Linked DNA regions of Homo sapiens: regions 2 and 3 are each linked to region 1. The links are chromatin loops, found by intact Hi-C in ENCODE. Cell type or tissue: PC-3. All regions are shown on one strand.

The links. A loop is a pair of places that touch in the nucleus more often than their neighbours do. Peaks named below come from ENCODE experiments on the same cell type or tissue, not always from the same donor. Only the 100,000 strongest peaks of a DNase experiment are listed, where the experiment ranks them.
Region 2: it touches region 1 in a loop (8-fold over the local background); 2 of 110 quality-filtered maps call a loop at or near these places.
Region 3: a loop joins it to region 1, with 5 times the contacts of the local background. A loop is called at or near these places in 20 of 110 quality-filtered maps.

The regions. Positions count from the first base shown.
Region 1 is chr11:43,806,601-43,814,600 of GRCh38, reverse strand. All of the region lies in intron 4 of HSD17B12 (hydroxysteroid 17-beta dehydrogenase 12), which reads right to left. Among named protein-coding and RNA genes, the nearest start is that of ALKBH3, 70 kb to the left of the region's middle. In PC-3, a CTCF peak has its summit at 3,441; no DNase peak of the experiment used is centred here.
Region 2 is chr11:43,732,678-43,740,677 of GRCh38, reverse strand. All of the region lies in intron 1 of HSD17B12 (hydroxysteroid 17-beta dehydrogenase 12), which reads right to left. It also overlaps the pseudogene PHB1P2. Among named protein-coding and RNA genes, the nearest start is that of HSD17B12, 56 kb to the right of the region's middle. In PC-3, a CTCF peak has its summit at 4,456; DNase peaks (open chromatin) are centred at 1,577 and 4,577; H3K4me3 peaks cover 1,800 bases; H3K27ac peaks cover 4,853 bases.
Region 3 is chr11:43,563,924-43,571,923 of GRCh38, reverse strand. LOC124902807 (potassium/sodium hyperpolarization-activated cyclic nucleotide-gated channel 4-like) reads left to right here. Exons shown (of 3, transcript XM_047428006.1): 3 at 6,079-6,354. The coding sequence ends at 6,234. MIR670HG (MIR670 host gene) reads right to left here and starts at 2,618. Exons shown (of 2, transcript NR_131246.1): 1 at 2,351-2,618; 2 at 1,524-2,157. It also overlaps a transcript of HSD17B12 not described here. In PC-3, CTCF peaks have their summits at 2,334 (motif pointing right) and 4,344 (motif pointing right); no DNase peak of the experiment used is centred here; H3K27me3 peaks cover 3,718 bases.

The DNA.
Region 1 (8,000 bases):
AGACAATTGACAAGATATGAATAAACCTATATATATTTAGATATAAGATTTTAATACTCAAATATCCTATGGTTTTCCCCAGCCCTGGAAAGACAAAGACAATCCCAGAACAAAGAACATTTGCAGGAATCAATCAATGAATAAAATATCTTAGAATTTATTTTAACTAAATAAATAACTCATGAGATAGATGATCTATCTATCTGCCTATCTACACTTAATCATCACAACAACCCTATTAGGTAGTTCCTATTATTATTTTCCTCTTACATATTAGGAAACTGAAGTTCACAGCAGTTAAAAAAATTGCCCGGTGATAGAGCAAAGTATGCCGGGATTCAAACTCGTGAAATTTGACTTCAGAGACTAGGCTTTTAACCACTATGTTAAAACCTTCACACACCTTTATCCAGTATTCAACTCAGAAAAAAAAAAATCATAATAACTGAATAATAAACAAACATCTCATAACAATGTTTAATAAAATTATGAAGTATTTAAAAAAGAGAAGTTTCAGTTGCAAGAAGATGATGACATTATGATCAGTCTGCTACAGCTTATAAGGAATTATGCCATATAAACCTGATATTAGTAATAATAACTTTTCAATAGTCTAACAAAATTAATAGTTCAAAGGAACTCAGTAAGGGTTTTATATTTAATTATAAGCCAATCACTTGAGGCTGTAAGTTGCAAGATTTTACAACAATACCACTGAAACCTGTCAGAAGAAATGTAAGCAAAAGACAATGACAAAGCAAACTTTATTTAATTAGGATTCATACTCATCTGAATAGGGATAGTATCTAAACATAATTAATAACAGCAGGTCCAGATCCATTTTTATTTTATTCAATAGGTTCTCCACCCACCAGGCATCCCAAGAGTCAATTCTATAAAAGATCTGTAAACAATTAGGCCAAAACTAGTTGAAGGTAAGGCTTTATGTTCACTTGACTTTGCTTTAACCACCTACAGAATTACAAAGGATGAATAATTTAGAATATGACTAAAAGAAACAGCAAAACCCAAAATATCTGTTAAAATATTGCACATAAACAAAATATTCTTTATATCAGTTTAAGATAACAGAATCTTCCAGGAAAGGCTTTGCCAAGTTGTAATATTCATCAGAATTAAAAAAAATTTCATGAAGTACAGTGAACTATCTCCCTTCACTCTTCATATCAAGAAAACTTTCTTCAGATTTCCCTCTAGCCTATGGGAATATTAATGCTATATTTCAAAATGCAAAGGAAAATTGAACAGTGTAATTATAAATCTTTTAAAATCCAGATTTCATTTTTTTTAAAAAAAATCTAGGAACTTTGCAAGCAGCACAGTTGACTTTGTAATCTTTACATGTACTATAAGTACAAAGTTAAGCAAAGGAAGTCCCTGAATAACTAAGCAAGCAGAGAAGTGTTATTCTGGTTATGACTGTATTAACAATAGAGAGTTGCCAGGCGTGGTGGCTCACGCCTGTAATCCCAGCACTTTGGGAGACTGAGGCAGGCGGATCACGAGGTCAGGAGATCTAGATCATCCTGGCTAACACGGTGAAACCCCATCTCTACTAAAAATACAAAAAATTAGCCAGGCACGATGGCACGTGCCTGTAGTCCCAGCTACTCGGGAGGCTGAGGTAGGAGAATTGCTTGAACCCAGGAGGCGAAGGTTGCAGTGAGCCGAGATCACGCCACTGCACTCCAGCATGGGTGACAGAGGGAGACTCTGTCTCAAACAAAAACAAAAACAAACAATAGAGAGTCTTCAGCTGTGTCTCTGATAATTGAGCAAAGGAAAGCTATCAAAGCTATTTATTCACACAATGAAAATGTGAACATCTATTTAACATAGCTCTATAAGAAAACATATTCAACCAAAAAGCATCTGCACAGCAAAGGAAATAATCAACAGAGTGAAGAGACTACCTGTTGAATGGAAGAATATATTTGCAAACTATCCATCTGACAAGAGACTAATATCTAGAATATACAAAGAACTCAAACAACTGAATAGTTTAAAAAACAAGAAAACTTATTAAAAAGTGGGCTGAGGATATGGATAGATATTTCTCAAAAGAAGACATACAAATGGCCAGCAGATAAATGAAAAAATGCTCATCACCAATCATCACAGAAATCTGAATCAAAATGACAATGAGATATCATCTTACCCCAGTTAGAGTAGCTGTTATTAAAAAGCCAAAAAATAACAGATGCTGGCAAGGACGCAGAGAAAGCAGAATTCTTATCCACTGTTGGTGGGAATGTAAATTAGTATAGCCACTGTGGAAAACAGTATGGAGGTTTCTCAAAATATTAAAAATAGAACTATCACATGATCCAACAATCCCACTACTAGTATTTATCCAAAGGAAAATAAATCAGTATATCAAATAGATACCTGCACCCCCGTGTTTATTGCAGCATCATTCACAATAGCAAAGATAAGGAATTGACTTAAGTGTCCATCAACAAATAAATAGATAAAGAAAAATTTAGTATATATACACAATAAAATACTATTTGGCCATGAAAAGAATAAAATCCTGTAATTTATAGCAACATGGATGGAACTGGAGGTCACTGTGTTAAGTGAGATAAGCCAGGCACAGAAAGACAAATATTGCATGTTCTCATTCATATGTAGGAGCTAAAAAAGTTGGTCTCATGGAGGTAGAGAGTAGAATAATAGATACCAGAAGGTGGGGCAGGTGTGTGTGGGTGGGTGAGGGATGAAGAGAGGATGGTTAGTGGGTACATATAGTTAGATAGAAGGAATAAGTTCTAATGTTCAATAGCAGAGTAGGGTGACTATAGTTAACAACAATGTATTGTATATTTCAAAATGGCTAGAAGAGAGGTCTTTTAATGTTCCCAACACATAGAAATGATACTCAAAGTGACAGATACTTCAGCCACCCTGACATGATCATTACACATCCTATGCATGTAATAAAATATCACATGTATCCTATAAATATGTAGAAATATTATGTATCTGTTAAAAAAAAGAGAGAAAACCTGTTCAACACTGAGAACTTTAGTCCAAAAAAGTAAATAGTATCACGGAGAAGGGCTATGTTTTCATAAATAAAAGTACACACAATAAAACAATGTTAAAGCTGGAATAAGGCTGTTAAGAGCACTGAGTCCAATTTTATGAGGTGAAGTACACACCAAGGTCACAATGGCGATTTGTCCTATTCTAGGGATTAGGACTCCTACATTCCCTCCTGTACTATTAGTTCCACCTTTTGCTTGTGGAATGAATGATACCCATAATCTCCCCACCATAAGTAATCACTTCAGAATGCTCTTATTTAGGAGTATAGAGAAAAAACTGTTGCTCTCAAATAGTTATTTCCATAAAATGCAGAATAGTGCGAATCTTTTGGAAAAGCAAACCCACGGCAATTTTATTTTGAGACGTCAGGTGGCAGCAATAACCTAACAGCAGGCAGAAAGCTTTCAGGGAATTGCAAAAGGAAGAGAAAGAACAGGCTTTGAGTAGGAGTGAAGGATGGAAATACTCCCATTATAATATAATCTCATTAAGAATGGGTGCACGCAATGCCATCTTTACATATTACAGGATTCATTATAGGATTCGCCAAACCAAACAATGGCACATGTTGCTCCAACATTATTCAGATAGTTGAAGATCCCTTCTAAATGGTCGCATCTTAAATTAGCATTAAACATGTTTATTAGTGAGTTTTCTTGAATTCTTGAAGTGAGGCACTAGAGACAGATTTAAACATTTTTTTCAGTGAAAAACCTTTTTATTGTGTAACAACACATGATGTCTCTCAGGAAACAACAGATATCTATGTCATCATGGAATTCCCACCACCATCCCAGTCACTGTAGGGTGCTGGACAGTAACAAAATCTTTCCCATTGGTTTCTGACTAGAGGTCTAAGACTGGGAAGCGCTCAATAAAAGAGATGAGGCAGGCAGAGAACAGAGGTGAAAACAGACCAAGAATAATGCCAAAGGAAGTGGAAAGAAAAGGTGGTGGAGGGCAGAGGAGCCATCCTCTTAAGAGTTGATCCTTGCAGAGAAGAACTGACATAGGCCATGCTTAGCTACGCTCTCCTCGGCCCCCATCCAGAACCTCAGAAAACACTAATATCATTATGTGTTGCATTTTAAAGACACAGAAAATCCACGGAATAATTCTGAATTTTATATATATATATATATATATATATATATATATATAATTTCTAAATTATACTGCTTTAAAATCATTTCCAAATTTTATGCTCTTAAAAAAAGAATATTTACAAGATTTCTGTTTCTTCTAAGTTCGTTTGCTGCTGATCTCACTGAACTTAGAATCCTCTCTCAAAGCCAGCTGCTATAGAGATATAATGATGTCATCAGAAAATTAGATTTTTGGTATCTGGGTTAGGCGTGAGAGAGGAGCAAACAACAATAAATTACTAGAAATTAAAAATCCATTTGAACAAACAATTCTAACAGATACGGGTAACCCCCTACAGATCACCTTCAACCTGTTTCTTTTTCCAGATTAATCAGAGATATAGGAAATTAAGGTGGTTTAAAAATATGTTGCCTAATGGCCGGGCTTCCCGACATACATCAAATAATGCAAAGTAACCCCTCCTGTTTCCTTCTCATTGTATCAAAGGAGAAAAAGTTTATATTTCACTAACATTTGTGGTTATAAATGCTAATCCAGTTCCAGCACTTAGAGTTAATAAAAAGACATCTTATTTATTTATTTGCTTATTTATTTACTTATTTTGAGACAGAATTTCGCTCATGTTGCCCAGGCTGGAGTGCAATGGCTCGATCTCAGCTCACTGCAATCCGTCTCCTGGGTTCAAGCGATTCTCCTGCCTCAGCCTACTGAGTAGCTGGGATTACAGGCATGCGCCACCACGACCGGCTAATTTTTTGTAGTTTTAGTAGAGACGGGGTTTCTCCATGTTGGTCAGGCTGGTCTTGAACTCCTGACCTCAGGTGATCCGCCTGCCTTGGCCTCCCAAAGTGCTGGGATTACAGGTGTGAGCCATCACGCCTGGCCAATAAAAGGAGATTTTAAAAAATGCTGCTACCTCACTATATTTCAAAATAAACTGAATTTTTAAAATGTATACTTTAGTAACAGTGTATATACCAAAAGTGGGGGAAACTTCCTGTCTTAAATTTTTGAGCTAAAAGAATACAGACCCCAGAGTCCTAACAGAACCAGGTTTCAGTCCCAGCTCCACTACTACCAGCTCCTAACAAGAAACTAGTGATTGCCTCATTGTCCTTTGACATAAAATGGGGATAGTAATTTAAGAATTAAATGAGATCATATACATAAAATCTTTAACCCAATGCCTGGGACGTAGTAATATGTTAATAAATGGAAGAGGAAGAGTTGTTATTGTTGTATGGTCATTTATTCAACAAAAATTTATCAAACTCCTGTTTTGTGCCCAAGCCCAAAGTACCCTACTTTTATTACGTATGACCAGAATCAAAGTGGAGAGATCCTTCTGAGAGAGTGGACTCTGGACATCCATTAACCAGAGCTGCTGCTATTTATACTGATTAAATTTCTCCTAATTGCTCCTCTACCCTCTTTATTTCATTCAATTAGATCCACTCTTACAGCCTATAGAGAGAGTTTGGAAAGTGATGCAAAGTAAATTCCATCTTTGCCTTATTTAACATATTGCTTTAGCTAGCACATGTTCATACTCTGACAGATGATATTTGGAACACCATGTAAAACATTTTGCAAACTTTACAGTTTTCATACATTTGTGAGTAGCAATTTCCAAATAAAAGAGAGTTTACAAGACTTTAAATTTGCAGTGCTTTAATCAGAAATTGAAAAATTAAGACTGAATCAGAAGCAACACAACAGAACATTTCACTTCCACTGTTTAATTATAAATTGCTATGTGATCTTCATTACAAAACTAGGTAAGATTTGCTATACATAAAATTGGAAGAGGGAATGAAGAAAGATGACATGAGGTTGGTAGTTAAATGTTAGCTGGTGGGAAGAACATTCACCAATTTCATGACTTACAGTTCTATTTACATTTCTGAAATAACAGAGCTAATTACCCAGTTTTAAGTAAAAGGTTCTGCTTTAATTAATACCATTAGTGAGTGGTTTTCAAGTAAACAGAAATAAATATGAATTCTAGAAGTCCTATGCTCACTTTACAAATCCAATCTCAGCCAACATACCTAATGGAACTACAAGGCACTATACTTAGTCTGATAATGTTCCTGATGAGTCTCCTAGCACATTAAAAAAAAAAAAAAAATCCATGCACCTATTCTCTTTGCCATGATTGTCTACACCAGGCTTCTTCAACATTTAACACAAAGAAGGTTCCCTTCTAGCAAGGAAGGGCATGTGTGCCCAGCGACCCAACTACTTGAATTCCTACATGGCTTTCTCACCACCCTCTTAAGCTTAACATATCCCAAAGTGAAATCATCATTTTTCTCAACAGACTTTGCTCCTGATCCAGGGTTTCTTGTCTTGGGGAAATGGTACCCTGTTGCTCATGTCAGAACCTGGAAGTTGCTAACTGCTAGTCGTCTAATTCTGGATGATGTCTAACTCTGTAACTGTTTCTTGTCTGTAAAATGGGCATAGAAATATCAATATCTACCTTATAGGGTTGTAGAGGATTAAATGAAATTCATTAGCATGGTGGCTGGCATGAAAGAGTGCTCAATGCATGTCGGCAATAATGACTTAAAAAACACAAAACCATTCTTCTTCTTCTTTACTCAAGACCTCCGATGAGGACCCTCATCAGAAATTGGTCCTATTTCTATTTCCTAAACACCTCTCTTTGTCAGTTCACTTCTGCTATCCTCCTAATGTAAACATTCATCATCTTATGTCTCACTTCTGAAATAGTCTTACTGGCCTCCTCCTATCAATTCTTGTCTTATTCTATGTGGGAGTCAGAAAGATCTCTCTAAAATTCTAATATGTTGTCAAGTCACGCTTACAATTCTAAAATGGTTTCCCATTGTACTTCCAATGAAGTCTAAACTTATTGTCTTGGTTTTCTCAGACTTTCATGATCTGGGTCTGCTTAATCTCCAGAATCATCTTTTGTTACTGTCCCCTTTGAAACCCTTGCTCCAGATTCACAGGGCTTTTGTCAGTTCTACTGACACACTAAGAATATTCACATCAGGCCTTTTGTACATGCCGTTTCCTCCACCTGGAAACCCTTCCCATGTCTATTCTCCCAGTATTATTCAGCCTTCAGGTTTCCACTTAAATGACTTTCTCAGGGATACTATCTGTGACACCCTTAGCTTTCCCAGTAACATTCTCCTTCATTACATGCAACACGTTCCCACTACTTGTTCGATGGCTATCTTCCAGAAAAGCAGAAACAGTGTCTGTTTTGTCTACTGTTATAGCTCTGGAATTTTACTTGTTTAATGAATTAGTATACGGTTGATTGAATGAATCAATCAAAAAAAAGGAAAGAAAAGGTACTGTACAGTTAACATTTTGTCTGATCTTTGTTAATAGGATGGAGGTTTTAAACCACTGGAATTTCCTGATAACAGTGTCTTTCTTATTCATGGCAGGCCCTTGGATCACATCTGTGTTTTTATTTTTAAAACTGATACATATTAAATGTACAAGTTTTCAGGGTACACGTGATAATTTGGTACATTCATATAATCAAATCAGGGTAACTGGGATACTTATAACCTTAAATCTTTATCTTTTCTTTCGCTAGGAACATTTGAATTATTCTCTTCTAGCTATTTTGAAATATACAATTGATTATAGTCATCCAAATGATCTAACCCAGCTCTTATTTCTTCCATCTAAGTATACATTTGTACCCATTAATAAACCTCTCTTTATTCCCATCCCACCATTCCTAGCCTTTGGTAACCACCAATCTACTCTCTATCTTCATGAGATCTACTTTTTAAGCTCACACATATGAGTGAGAACATGTGATATTT
Region 2 (8,000 bases), 74 kb after region 1:
GCCCTTCATCTAGTCAATTCTAAAGTGATGGCTGTAGCTGCAGTAGTCTCTTGAACCATGAAGTAATCTTAGGGTTGAAGCCATGGGCTAAGATAATGGAACAGTATCATAGGAATCAAGGTCCCTGATAACACCACTGAATTACCACGCCATTTTAAAATCCCAATCATTTCTTCTTTTACTGTTTATCATAAGGAATCAAACATATACAAAAGTTCTAGTCTTTAAAGTGGGTGAAAAATAAACTTGTCTTATTAAAGCAACTATGATAGGCCCGGAAAAGTAAGCGTAAACGGTCAATAAAATAAATTATGAAAACAAAATAATATTCACATCATTATAAGAATATTTGCTCAAGGTATGTCACTGATATCATCCAGGTAATTCTCACAACTACTACCCCAATCTACGCTATCATCCCAAACACAAGGACTTGTACGAGGAATCTTTCATCCCTCCTCACTCAATTCATGCTATACACAGTTAAAAATTATCTTTCTCAAACACCATTTTTTCTCTGCCAAGAAGTTACATTTCCCTTTTGCCAACTATATAAAAACTGAAACACAAATTCATTCACTTCTTCCCATTGCTACCACCTAGAGCTACCATCATTCATCTCCCACAAGAACTACTGTTAACAGCCTTCTAACGCATTCGCCTGGTCCCGTTCTTACTCCTCTCCAATTCAATCTCTACATTGTAGCCAAAACAATCACTCCAAAGTGCAAATCTGAACTTCACTTCCCTGCCTAAAACCTGTCACTGGCTTCTCACTCCCCTCATTCTTTACAAGGTCTTCCATGAGCTGACCTTACTCCTACCACTTTCCTCCTTCCACTCAAGCATGCCCCAGTTGTGCTGAAATTTTTACAGTTCCTCCAAGGTAACATGCTTTCTCTTCGAAAATGTTCTCTACACCTCCAACGTACACTCTGCTATGGTTTTAATGTGTCCCTTCCAAGAGTCAGGTGTTAAACTTAATGGCCAATGTGACAGTAGTAAGAAGTGGAGACATTAAGAGGTGATTAGGCCATGAAGTCTCCTCCCTCATGAGTGGAATTAAGGCCCTTATAAAAGAATCTTCATGAAGTGTTCCTTCAGCCAACTTTCTGCCTTCTGCTCTGTGAGGACACAGCATTCGAAGGATGCAGCAACAGGGTGCCATCCTGGAAACACACAGTATCCCTTTCCAGACAACTGAACTTACCAGCACCTTGATCTTGGACTTCCTGGCATGCAAAACTGTGAGAAAATACATTTCTGTTCTTTATGTATTTTATTATAGCAGCACAAATGAACTAAGACACACTTCTAGCTGTGTTTCCCTCCCATCCTTGAGGTTTTTCAGTTAAACCGTCTCATCTCCCATTAAGCCTTCCTTGACCTGTAGACTAACTTAGAACCTCATACAGAATTCTCTGCCCCATAGTACTCCGAACTCCCCCTTTGTGAAAGCTGATCATGCCAGTTGGGTCACTCTTGTCACACCCGACTGAAACAGAGACAAGAAGCCAGGGGGAAAAGCCCTTAGGGTACAAAACATTGCTCCAAGAATGTAATTCTCTGCAAGCTTGACTGCTGAAACTGCTCGTTGTAACCTGACACCAGTTTTATCTATGTTTGCTGCAACTCTGGAACTAATTTTGTCCACAGCAGTTGCTCACCAATCAGGACTTGCCAGTTCCCCAAACCCTTACCCAAAGCCAGTGAACTTTCTCAAAGAGCAATAGGTAACATTTCTTCTTTTTATAAAACCTCTAGTTTTTTTCTTTTTGTTTTGGAGAGTGCTTTCGGTTCATGCTGGAGACTCTCTGTTTTGCAAACTGATATTGCCAATAAAACTCTCTTTCCTACTATCTAGCCATGCTGGTCGTCCTTTGGACAATATCATCATGACATTCATCACACAGGATTCTGTAAGAGCAGGGTCTGTCTGGATCATCACAGTCTAACTGCTAGCACAGAACCTGGCAAAAAGCAGGTGATTAATGAGGTTTTACTGTATGAATGGATGAGTGAATGAATGGAGATTATAAAAGGAAAACTAACCTTTTATGACCCTACCCACTGCTTTTTCCACACCTTATTTAGAAATAATTACACAACCCCTACACTCTTCAGCCTCCTCTCAACGTCAAGAATCATCTAAAAGTGAGATTTTCAAGAACTTTAACAGAGAGAAGTTTAACTTTATGATAAACCTGTAGATTTGCACTTTCAAAGAATTCTGAGGCTGTCCTTGAAAGGTGATGATTTCCGGGGAACAACACACACTGGGACCTGTTGGAGGGGGTGGGGGTTGGGGGAGGGAAAGTATCAGGAAGAATAGCTAATGGACTCTGGGCTTAATACCTAGGTGATGAGATGACCTGTGCAGCAAACCACCATAGCACATGTTTACCTCTGTAACAAACCTGCACATCCTGCACATGGACCCCTGAACTTAAAAGTCAAAGAAAAAAAAGAGACAAGTGATGATTTTCAGTGCTAGAGAGAACTACTTCACTCATAATGTGCCAGTGAAACATGCTAAAACATGTTTTACCAAAACATGCTTTACCAAACATGCTAAATTACCAAAGTAGTGAGAGTTCACTATTTTTTTTTTTTTTTTTTTTGGGACAGAGTCTGGCTCTGTCGCCCAGGCAATCTCCGCTCACTGCAAGCTCCGCCTGCCGGGTTCACATCATTCTCCTGCCTCAGCCTCCCGAGTAGCTGGGACTACAGGCGCCCGCCACCATGCCTGGCTAATTTTTTGTATTTTTAGTAGAGATGAGGTTTCACCGTGTTAGCCAGGATGGTCTCGATCTCCTGACCTCGTGATCCACCTGCCTCGGCCTCCCAAAGTGCTGGGATTACAGGCGTGAGCCACTGCGCCTGGCCGGACAGTTCACTATTCTTGTCTCTAAGATTTGCTTCTTCATTTAACACTGGTGTCCTCAGATTCCACTTTGCTATGAAATACGTGGATAAGTTAGGGTAGCTTTTAACAATACACAGAAAAAAGCTATATGGTATCACCCAGAACCCTGTGGGTTGGGACAGTACAGATGATGGTCATGGGTGGCACTATAAGGTAGAGGAAGAAAAGAAGGAAAGTGGAAAAAGGAAGATTTTTTAAAAAGGCTTATGTCTTCATACACAAATATAACACTAGAACCCAAATTTACAAGCCTTTGAGAAGATGGAAACTGACAACTATAAAGAATAGCCCAACTTGGCATCCAGAAGTGTCTAGCTTGCTACAGATTATATAAAATACTGGCAACTGACCAGGGCTCCACTTCCAGATTTTATACAGTCAACAAAAATACTTTAGTTTGTGTAGGTTAAAAATATTCTACTCTTTTTGTCCTCAACTTGCTAGGAACAGATATTTTTAGTAAGAACCCAATCAACCTTATCAAAATCAAACATCAAAAATAGACTAGAGCAACACTGGAAGCAAACTCACTATTTTTAGCTCTTCTGTCTATTCCCTGCCACTACCCACAAAATTCTGACTGTAAAGTCCATGCCTAAGAGCTTAGTTATTCCAAACAGGTTCCTTCTTGTGACTCTTTTTTCCCCCCGAACACCTGAATGCAGAAAACACTCGATTGATTAAAGATTAATACTGCCGCAAACCATGACAGCTGCCTTTCCTCTGAGGGCTTTGGGAGGAGGGTGGTAGGAATAGAAAATGATAGAGAGCTTGCATCAGTATTCCTCTTGGGAATCTATTACATGGAAAGAAAATTGCTATTTCAATTCCCTTTTGTTGCTAAAAATAGCAGTCTCAACTGATTCAGGCAAACAGTGTAGGGGCTTAGCAGTGCTGAATTTAGAAACCACAGAAGTCCCTGAGAGCAAATGCTAACGTAGTCTTAACACACGCCAGCTCATATTTAACAAAGAACAAAGAAGAGAAGCATGCAGGGTGCAAGTTAATAAAACAGCAGCAACTTCCTCCATTTTTATTAAAGACAAACAGTGAAAGTGATGCAATATAAGACCACTCTAACTTGTTCTCCTAATCATATTATAAAAATAATTTTACAGAAAAATATTAGTTTATGCATACACCCAGATATTGTGGGCATTTTCCACAATCCCATGGTATGAGGAAGCACACATCTTTCTTCAAGAACAGTAGATTATTATAGAAAGAAAATGCCCAGTTTACAAATGTCCTGTCCCAATACAGAGTCCCCTTTTTCCCACTCAGTCCTTTCAGGTTCCCCACTGAGCAGCCCTCTCTTCGACTCTTTACTCCCCTTCTTTTGACCCAACCAGACACTGCAGACTGTTCTACTTGTCACTTAAAAAACTGGCAAACCCAAACAACAACAATAACAAAAATTCAAAGCATCTATAGGTCCAGAACAGAAAAACGAAAACAAAAAAAAAACTGTGAAAAGCAGATTTGCTTAAAGGCAGTTACTCCCCTGGGCCGACTTCCAGGCAAGGCCCTGCGATTCCTTCTGGTGGCACCATAACCCAAAAATGCCTTCTGCCTGATTTTTTCACTTTATTTGGTTAACTAAAAACCCTTCCAAATAATGATTCATTTTGGTTAATGCCACATCCTCTTTAAAAATGCAAACCCATGTATAAGAATTAAAAGGCTATCAATCTTTATGCCTCAGTGTGATCTGATTCAAACTACTTTGTGGCTTCCTTTGGGAATACCCAAAATGTGGGAGTAACACGGAAGGGGCCTCATGAAAATAGGAATTCTCATGCTGTTCTCGTGACAGTGAGTGGGTTATCAGGAGGTCTGATGGTTTAAAAGCGTGTGGCAGTTCCCCCTCGATCTCTCTCTCCTGCCACCAGGTAAGACATGCCTTGCTTCCCCTTCATCTTCCACCATGATTGTAAGTTTCCTGAGGCCTCCCCAGCCATGCAGAACTGTGAGTCAATTAAACCTCTTTTCTTTATAAATGACAGAGTCTCAGGTAGTTCTTTACAGCAGTGTGAAAACATACTAATACAACAACCCACACATAGAATGAGAGAAAACATTTGCAAATCATCTATATAATAAAGGTTTATTATCTAGAATATATAAAGAATTTGTACAACTCAGTAACAAAATGATGATCCAATTTTAAAATTGGGCAAAGGACTTGAATAGACATTTATCCAAAGAGGATATACAAATGGCCAACAGGCATAAGAAAAAAGCTCAACATTATTAGAGAAATGAAAATCAAAACTACAGTGACACACTAGGTTGACCGTAATTTTTTAAAATGTAAATTAAGTGTTGGTGAGGATGTGGGGAAATTAAAGCCCTTGTACATTGCTAGTAGAACTATAAAATGGTGCAGCCACTGAAGGAAACAGGTTGGGAGTTCCTCAAAAAGATCAACAGAAATACCATATGACCTGGCAATTCCACTCCTAGGTATATAGCCCCCAAAACTGAAAACCTGTATTCAAACAGAAACTTGTATATGAATGTTCCTAACAGCACCACTGCCAATAGCCAAAAGGTAGAAACAACTCAAATGTCCAACAAATGATGGCTGAATAAACAAAGTGTAGTATATACATACAATGGAATATTATTCAGCCACAAAAAGGGATTAAGTACTGATACATGCTACAATGTGGATGAACCTTATATATGAACATCATGCTTAATGAAAGAAGCCAGACACAAAATGTATTCTATTTACACGAAACATCCAGAATAAATAGGTAAGTCCATAGAGGAAGAAAGCAGATTAGTGGTTGCCAGGGACTGTGGATGGGAGGATAGAGAGGGACTGCTTAGTGGGTATGGTGTTTCCTTTTGGGGTGGTAGAAATACCTTGAAACTAGATAGAGGTGAAAGTTGCACAGCAGTGTGAATGTACTAAAGCCCCCTGAATCGTACACTGTGAATTCGTTAATGGTTAATTTTATGTAATGAGAATTTTACTTGAATTTCTTTTAACCCTGCCCCCCCATTTTTTGGGGGGATGGGGTTTCTGAAGTGATTTTACCTTTATTTCCTTCACTTTTTAAGCCAATCATGAAATTTCACAGTGATTTCTGGGGTGGGGGCAGAAGGAAGGCGGTGTTAAGAATCATCGGGGCTGTGGCCAGTTGGCCCGTGAAGATGCAGGCAGGGTGGGCCCTCACTGGGGCAGCTGGAGGGGCACGGACTGCCCTGCTGGCAGGTAGGTGATATTCCGAGAGCGAGAGCTGGTATGCAATGTCCTCCACGACTTCCAGCTTACACAGCTCGATCAGGCTGTCCCCTGCGGTGGCCAGTGAGTTGGTGATCAGCTCGGCTGCCTTAGAGTCACCCTCAGCAGAGATGATGGCCGCCTTTTTCCTCTGCTCAGCCTTTTCCACCACAGATCTGGCCCTCTCTGCTTCCTGCTGAGCCACCTTTTTGGCTTCCACGGCTTCTGTGAACTCCTTCCTGAAAGTCAGATGTGTCAAGGACACGTAGTCCAGGATGAACCCAAAGGTGGCTGCTCGCTCCGTAAGGTCGTCGCTCACCTGCCTGGAGACCAGCTCTCTCTGGGTGATTAGTTCTCCAGCATCAAAGCGTGCCACCACTGACTTGATTTGGTAGTGATGGACGGCAGCACACGCTCATCATAGTCCTCTCCGATGCTGGTGAAGATATGAGGAAGTTGGCTAGCGATAGGCCGGAAGAGGATCCGCCGTGTGATATTGACAATCTATAAATCTTTGCTACCAGTGATGACTGGAGCATTACGTGGTCGAGAACAGCAAAGATAATTGGTTTCTGTACCCATGGGATGAGAAAGTGAGTCCCTTCCCCTACTACAATGTCCTGTACTCCATGGAATTGGTCAAAGATCGCAGCTCTGTGCCCAGCATCCACATTATATAAGGCAGAGTTTACCACACCTCCTGCAACGGCTAAGACCAGGCCAAACTTGCCAATGGACTCAAACACTTTGGCAGCCAAGTTTTCTTCTGCTGGGCCCTCTCACACCTTCTTCCACTCTGACCTCCACATGAATTCCCCCTAAACCCCTTTTTTTAAAAGTTACTAAAGATTAGCTTTTTACCAAGGGCTAGATCAGGAAAGGGACAGAAATTGCTATTTTTCTTGGTGTATCATTCCTTGAATTTGGGAAGTAAAACTATTCAATGTATCACTCAATTTACACTACAGAATACAGAGAATCCTAAGTTCGGACTGCTCCTATGGGTGGAACAGCCTTTTAAAATTTAAATCTAAATGTATCAAGTGCCTAACATGTGCCAAACACAGTAGCAGATACTTTACAGACAATGTCTGTTTTAACAGATCCCAACACTCTATAAGGTACAATCAGTAGTTCCCCAAACAACCCTAGGAGGGTGGTAGATAATAAGACCTGATTAAAGCATCTAATTTAACAGAAGAAGTGACAATCTCAGAGAGGTTAAATGACTTGTCACTCATCACATCATAATCTGATCGCCACAACATAAACCCAACGATACAATACAATATTGCTTTATAAACTAGGAACTACCTATAACAGACGCATTCAGCAATAATGCACTGTGCACACACAAATACTCCAAAGAGTGGATTCCTCATTAATCTGATAATGCTGAATCCAACTTTATTTTTCATTACCTTTAACCAACGTTTTAACTTCAAACAGTCCACCTGGTATTTCCCAAATACAACATGCCAGGGAATCAGTTTCATATTGTGCCCAAGTCACTCTTCACCACTGAGAATGACATTTTTCTTTATTCCTCATTCCCATCAGCCACTTTTTAAACAACCTGAGGCTAGGCATTGTGGCTCACATCTGTAATTCCAGCACTTTGAGAAGCCAAGGCAAGACGATTGCCTGAGCCAGGAGGCTGAGGTTGCAGTGAACCATGATCATGTCATTGCACTTCAGCCTGGGCAACAGAGACTGTCAATTAATTAATTAGTTAATTAATAACGTGAACTTCAACTGGGCACAGTGGCTCACATCTATAATTCCAAGCACTTTGAGAAGCCAACGCAGAAGGATCACTTGAGACCAGGAGTTCGAGAC
Region 3 (8,000 bases), 240 kb after region 1:
AGATAGGCCACAGCATGCATAATTCAGGCTATTTCAAGATCCCCTCCCCTTGTTAAATACACATTTTCATCACTTACCCTGATCAAGAAGTATATTCGGTCTTGGAAAGCACTTCTTAGAAGCCAGCATATTTGGAGATTTGAGGGTGAAAGTTTTAAGGACCACTGGATGCTGGAGGAAAGTGACTGTAATTCCACCCCTTCCCCCTTTTTTTTTGGTTGCCATCAACAACTCAAAATAGTCTCAACAGTCTATTCACCTGAAAGTAACATTGTTCAACTTCAGAACAGTTGAGACAATATCTGCTTTTCGCACAACCCCATTATCGATGGGCAAACTCAAATGCCCTCCTCTCAGCCATTCTAACTGCTGGACACCTTGGAGAACCAGATGATAGGTTTTCCCATGCCTTGCTGATAAAAGGCACATTGGAGAGAATGAGAACCTAGAGAGTCACTCAGGAATACCTAGAGTTGGTTTCATGGTGAGGATCTCAGCAAAGACAGGGGAGCTAAAGCAAGCACATGATAGGGGGCTGAGGCTGGGGCAGGGATCAGGATTCCAGCACACTTGAGCTTAGCAGAGGCTAAATAGAAAGGTGTCAGGGGTTGGGAAGCATGGCCACAGAGAGAAAAGAACAATCTGCAGCATGTTTAGAGATACCTGCATAAGTTTAGCCTTAACCTTGTGGTTGAAGGACAGTTGTTTATCTACCTGAATTCAGCAGGCAGAGAGATAGCTCAATCACAAATTCATGGGTGTTGGGTAGGTCTGAATTAGCAGAACTTTTTATTCATTCACTATTAAAGCAGCCTTGCAATTAGCTGCTGATCTACTAAGCTTGGATCACTATATCTGGTAGGCCAAGAGTAAAGAATGGGGATTGTATTTCTTTAATTCCTAGTCTAATAAGTATAGGCTGGGGGACATAGAGGAATAATGGACTAACATATCTGCTGGATAGGCAAGATTTTTTGTACTTATTGGAGAGGCTATTAGTTAAATAATGAATTGGATCTGAATCTTGTCATGAGAAGAGAGACTTCAGTTCACATTTGAAAACCTGGTATCTTCCATCAGTGCTAGCTTACCTATAAAAGTAGAAAGAAAAGGGGAGGGGAGAAAATACACTTTCTAGGTATGGTGGGTTTTCAGAGAGCTACACTTTTTGTAGTAGTGATTGTCTTTGAGAAAGAGACAACAAATTCTGGTTTGGTCAATCCTCAGGATCTGTTTTGGTTTTATAGAGGTCTAAATTAACATTGTGAGGCTGGACTAACATCTATGTCTGGGCTAGGATCCCTGAAGAGCATTTGGGTAAAGAGGGACCAATAGAGGACAAATTTTAGGGCCTAACAGGGTGGATCTGACTCATCAGCACAGGGTTTATCAAAGCACTACAAACCACCCTAGACAGTGCGGGCAAATGCCACTTACCTCACCATCCAGGAACCTGTGGCTCAGGACCCATGAAGAAAAGCCTTGGGTCTCAAATGAAAATGCCCAGTATGAAGCCATTGCAATGTGGTTGAATGAAATGCAAATTTAATTGGAGAAAAAAATCTAGATGATTTCATCCTGTATTCAGGGACAATCCACTTCTGAGGATCTTTCTCTTTCTCCTCCCTAGCCCCCCTATATTCTAAATCTTAGTCCAGTCTTGAGTAAGCTGTTTCACTATATCTGACTGGGAGCAAGGTATTTCTAGTCTTTCCATGTGGTTTCAATTACATCACACTCAGATACACCCTGGGTCCCTTCATTGAGTGTGACTACTCTGGAAAAGTGTCTTGTAACTTCATTTTAGCAGAAAGTAGGATTTGCTATGGTTTTCCTGACAGGAGGCTGAGTGATGGACTGAATCTAGCATGAGGGAGGAATAGGAGAAAGAGAAATTAATGTTAACCCTCTGGACATAATTTGCCAAACAGAGACCAAAGCCACTGCCCATTAGAGGGCACTTTAGAGAAGGAGCTGAGTTGGTGGTGGATGGAGGAATGATGGTGGTCAATGAGGGGTTATTATGGCAAATGTTAATAGGAAGATGAACATGAACAGCAACATTGCAGAAAGCACGAGGTAAAGGATGAGGTGTGTCCTGGGTGTTTGAGGACTGCTTTGAAAACTCATCTGGTCTCCTCTTGGTCATTGACGCTCCTACAACAAGCAAGAGGAAAGGGACATGGTGTCAGCAATCCACATTCCATCACTCACAATTCCCTGGGAGTGTTCATTTCCAGGCTCTCCCCTCCCCTCCTTCGATGGGACCATTTTGGCTTTACTGGGGATGGGGGCAACATGGGGGCAGATGCTCAAAGCTACAGCTGGGCAAGGGGATGATCAGTCTTACCAGCAGGTGGCCAAATATGAATATACTCCAAATTGGCCTATCTGAACAGACTATTCATCAAGAAGTCACTTTTCTGGCAAAGTGGAGTTTGTGGTATTAGGAGGTCAAACCAGAAAGTGCTGCTTCCACCCATAGCTGAGGGCCAGGAGGTTACATTATGGATAAATCTTTTTAACCTAGCTGCTCTGTTTAGGACAATGACAACCAATTGCTCAGGAGACACTGCAGAAAGTCTGCCCTTGTTATTTCTGTGTTGTTATCAGCAAGTGCCATTCTGATACCATTATGACATCACTCTGTTTTTAGGGGAAGGGGCAACTAGTGGAAGGTCTCAAGTCAGGAGTGGGGAGCTGAGTGATGTCTGCTGTAGCCACTGTCCCACTGTGTAGATTTAGAGACACACTGGCAGTGAAATTGGAGACCCGAACCCCAGCCAAAGCAGGAATGGGACTCCTATTACTTACCCATATCTCAACTCCCCAGTAAGAACCAATGTGAAAATGCTTTGATTCTCCTGGGTGAGGTGAAATATTTATGGCTTCATGAGCTACAGGAGAACTGAAATAATATTTGGGATTCTCTCAGGGACCTAGATATCTCTAAAATGTGGACTGGTGAGAGACCAACAGTAATAAGATGAGTGGCTTATGTCATTCCCAATTCCCAAATGACTCAATATCAAGGAAGCTCAATTATGAACTAGCCCAAAACAGAGAGACTCAGGAAAGGATCTGGATGTAAAACAAGAAGGTAGCTTCACAGTCTTTATTTTATGTAATTAAAAAACCCATGCTAGACTCTGAGTTCCAACCAACACCAACCAAAAAGTCAGAACTTAAGCTGAGAGTGACAGTTCTGGTCTTGATTCTGCCATTTGCCCCTAAACAAAACCTGGAAACAGGCACTCAGTATCTTAAGTTCCCAACCTATAAAATGTGTGGGCACTATCTGCCCTACCTATCTCATGGAATTTTATTTTAAAAGTAGGCGTGAACATGTTCCACAAATTTTAAAAGGCCTCACTTCTGTCATGGAAACTCTTCTTAGTCACTGTGGTAGTTCCCTGCTTTCTTCAACTTGGGCATCACAGTGAGAGTGCAGATTGGACAAAGCCTTGCCATGTAATTAATTGCCTCGAGGGCTGAATTAAAAAAAAAACAAACAAACAGGAGGCTGGGTGCAGTGGCTCACGCCTGTAATCCTAGCACTTTGGGAGGCTGAGGCGGGTGGATCACTTGAGGTCAGAAGATCAAGACCAGCCTGGCCAACATGGTGAAACCCTTTCTCTACTAAAAATACAGAAAAAATTAACGAGGTGTGATGGTGCATGCCTGTAATTCTAGCTACTCGGGAGGCTGAGGTGGGAAGATTGCTTGAAACCAGGAGGTGGAGGTTGCAGTGAGCCAAGATCACACCACTGCACACTCCGTCCCGGGCAACAGAGTGAGAGTTCGTCTTAAATAAATAAATAAATAAATAAAATTAAAAGAATAAAAAAACAAACAGGGCTGAGATTCTATAGGACCTAGGAAGTTTATGGCGCAATCTCAGAGCCTCTTTATATTAGGTGATGAGATCAAGTGCCACTTCCAACCTCACATTGTCCGTTGACTCTTGCTTCTCTTGAGTTGTCACTCAGGAGAATCATAAGAATTATGAGGGTCACTAAGGGGGTCTATTAGTCTATGGTGATGCCAGGAACTTATTTAATCCCTTCAGGTCTCAGCTGCCTCATTTGTAAAATGCTGGTTTATGGTGAGTATTAAATGAAATAATGCACACAAAATGCTTAGCACTATCTTGGCACCCCCAAAACATTAGATGAAATTGTAAAAGAGGCAGAAGAAACCAGTATCTGCAGTTTCATCTTCCTTGGCACCTCAGGACACCTTTTCTCCTTGCTTCAAGGTGCCAGGATGCTCGGATGCTTTAACTTGATACCCACAAGGCAGGGCGGAATAACTGCGATGGATTTCTATCAAAGAGCCAGTAGAGGGAGCTCCAGAGTAAAACTGTTCTCTCTTGCACATTTCCTTCATTTCTCTATAGAACAAATCTCTGCCCAGAGGCCACAGGCTTTTTCTCCACTAGAAATATTTTACTTAGAGAAAACTGGAGACCTCAGCACAGGACCTGGACCCGGTTCTGCTTTCAGGTAATCCAGGTGTTTTTGAACTTTAGAGACATCTTGAGTCCCATGCCGAGGTTCAACTCTTGGGCTCCATTTGCAAGTTGGGCTAGAATGGATGGTTCTTATGGGGCTGGTCCCAGGAGATCGGAGGCTGAGGCTGGAGCTTAAAATTTTTCTGGCCCTTGGATTTTGAATGTGTTCTAGCTTTCCAGTCATTCTCTTCCCACAAATATCTAGAGTGACAGCCATTAAAGGACCTTATTATAAACTTTTTATAGAAGAGTCATGGAGCCCGGATAACCTTCCTCTCCCAAAAAAGATTTGCATCAGGATGGTTGTATATCCCACTTAACAGCAACAGGATGAGGGAAATTGTTCTTGCCTGCTCTCAGGAGCCTTTAAAAACACATTCTCTGATAAACTAAGTGATGGACACGGAATCCTTCTCACACAAAAGACCTAATATGACTGTTATAAAGGGAGCAAGACAGAGTCTACTGAAGCTCTGAACCAAGTTTTTCTGCAGTCCTTTCCCTGCTGAAATTCCTCAGGTTAACTAGTCGGCTAACCTATCGGGGCACAGATCTTATTATTATTATTTTTAAATGTTCTGGGGGCTGGGCGTGGTGGCTCACGCCTGCAATCCCAGCACTTTGGGAGGCCAAGGCAGGTGGATCATGAGGTCAGGAGTTCGAGACCAGCCTGGCCAATATGGTGAAACCCCGTCTCTAATAAAAATACAAAAATTAGCCGGGCGTGGCGGTGTGCGCCTGTAGTCACAGCTACTTGGGAGGCTGAGGTAGGAGAATTGCTTGAACCCGGGAGGAGGAGGTTGCAGTGAGCCAAGATTGCGCCACTGCACTCCAGCCTGGGTGACAGAGCAAGAATCCATCTAAAAAAAAAAAAAAGTTCTGGGTCACAGTTAATCAGTGCAATAGTAGGAGCCCCAAGAGATGACGGGAAATCTTCCTGGTCTTTCTTACAATTAACAATTGCTCACTGCCTGATTTTGATTAGCAGTGGCCTGGCTTCTTGTTAGGTACCCAAGAGGCTCTGTGTTCACCTACTTACAGGATGATACACAGTTCAGAAGGAACCCAGAATAAGACAAAGACTTGCCATTCAGGAAGGTTAAAAATATTTGATGAGAGCTCCTCACCCCTTTTCTGCTGGCAAGATATCAAGAGTAACAATAGCTAATATTTAATGAGCCCCATATTTATTAACCTCAGGTACTGTGCAAAGAGGTATGTATACATCATCCCACTCAATGCTAATGACAACTCAATGAAACAGTCCCTATTACAATTTCTACATTCAAGTTGAAAAACTGAGGCTTAGAGAGGTTAAATAATTTGTCCAAAGTCAAACATAGCTGTTAAGTGTAGAAACTGGTATTCGGAAATACAGAGCATCCCCTCTTTGGGCCCTGGCTGGGTTCTCCAGAACAGACAGAAGTGGAGTTCCATCCAACATTGAGAGAAGTTTCAAAGGGTCAGGGGAAACTGAGCAGTGGGGCACACCTTGTTAAGTCCCAATCAGGACCGATGGAAGAAGCATCTGGTGTTCCTTCTCATTCATTGTCTCATTTCCACAGGGCAAGTGCAAACTGTCTGAGGAGGAAAAAATTACTTCTAGGATGAAGCATTTTACCTCTTTTTCATTTTCTAAGATGATCTCTCAGATACCTTGCGAAGCCACGCAGAACAAAAGGGAGTCATTACATATTTGGAAAATGCATTGGACCTCATGATTTGGGAATGAGCTATAAGACTGACAGCTGGGACAGCTAATTTAAGAGTAGAATTCTTTAGGTCCTGTACCTTAAAGGAAAAGACAGTTTTCAGGAGCTGCCATTAAGAATAATCTGAGGGTAAGTAATGGATTTTTCTCAGTAGCTATAAGCCATAACTCCATCTACCCTTATTGTAACTATGCTAGGCTCTGTTCACCTACCTCTGGTTAAGGGTCAGTGTTGACTCACTGGGGTTTGGACCAGCTAGGGGAGGCAGAGGCTGTATAGCTCACATCACAGGATGCACCTCTCCTTAATTATAGATGACAAAGACCCTGCCTTCAATCCTCTAATTAGCTTGGCTGCTCCTATTCATCCTCCACTTCCTGAGGTCAGTGGAGGGAAGCTGTCCAGTGAGAAGGTGGACTTCTGATTACATGGAGGAGAAAACGTGAAGGCGCCACTTCCTCGAAGGGCCTGAGGACCACTGACTATAAGAAGAAAGACTCGCTGGGCATGGTGGCTCACGCCTGTAATCCCAGCACTTTGGGAGGCCAACGCAGGTGGATCACTTGAGGTCAGGAGTTCAAGACCAACCTGGCCAACATGGTGAAACCCCATCTCTACTAAAAATATAAAAACTAGCCAGGCTTGGTGGTGGGCACCTGTAATCCCAGCTACTTGGGAGGCTGAGGCAGGAGAATTGCTTGAACCCAGGAGACGGAGGTTGCAGCCAGCCGACACAGTGCCACTGTACTCCAGCCTTGGTGACAGAGTGAGAATCTGTCTCAAAAAAAAAAAAAAAAAAAGAAGAAGAAAGACTCAACCCGTTCTGCCTGTCCTCTAATCCTCATCCCTCATCTCTATCATCTCTAGAGCTATTACCAAATGTTTTCATTAATGGAATAACTTGCTGCTCTGGGCCACCAGTATTAGCAAATATATGGGTTCCAATTGGTTTAAAATAGTATATTAAATTACAAGTCAAAACAACTTTGATCTGGATTGTAACTCAAGAGAATTGTTAATGTTTTGAAAAGATCTGGGGCCCATGCATATGAAAGGTTCATTCTGGTTAGGGATTTGTGGTCCAATTTGCTTCCAAGCCCTGGTAGGAATGCATCAACCCCTCAGCAGTGACCAGCCTTCATCATGCTGCAACTTACACGATATAAGTGATTAAGCTTTAAAAAATCTGAGAGCTTATAAACTAGCAAGTTAATGTAGAGTAGGAAAAACCCTCTAGCTTTGGGGAAGTGGCTAAAGTAGGAGTTTTCAGGGAATGAAGTGGCTATTTTGATCTTCCCTTGTCCCTTATATCATTTCCCAAATCTATGCAAATATAGAGAAGTATGTAGAAGCAAATAACCTTTGTAGTGAATTGGAATCCTCAATCCTGCCCCAGACCTGAGGCTAGGATGAGGCTACTCCCTGCAGAGCAGGTCTTCTCTGGCTCTCTGGTTATTAATACTCAAGATGTGGTGGTCAGGGTAAGTCCTATAGTTCTAGGACCCATACACTCTAAAATAATCAGCCCATGGGCTCCTAATGGAATGAATTGGGCCAGGCACGGTGGTGCACACTTGTAATCCCAGCACTTTGGGAGGCCAAGGCAGGAGGATCACTTCAGTCTAGGAGCTTGAGAATAGCCTGGACAACATAGCAAAAAATAAAAATAGCCAGGCATGGTGGCGTGCACCTATCTTTCGAGGCTGTAGTGAGCGATGATTGTGCCATTGCATGCCAGCCTGGGTGACAGAGCAAGACCTCATCTCTAAAAAAAA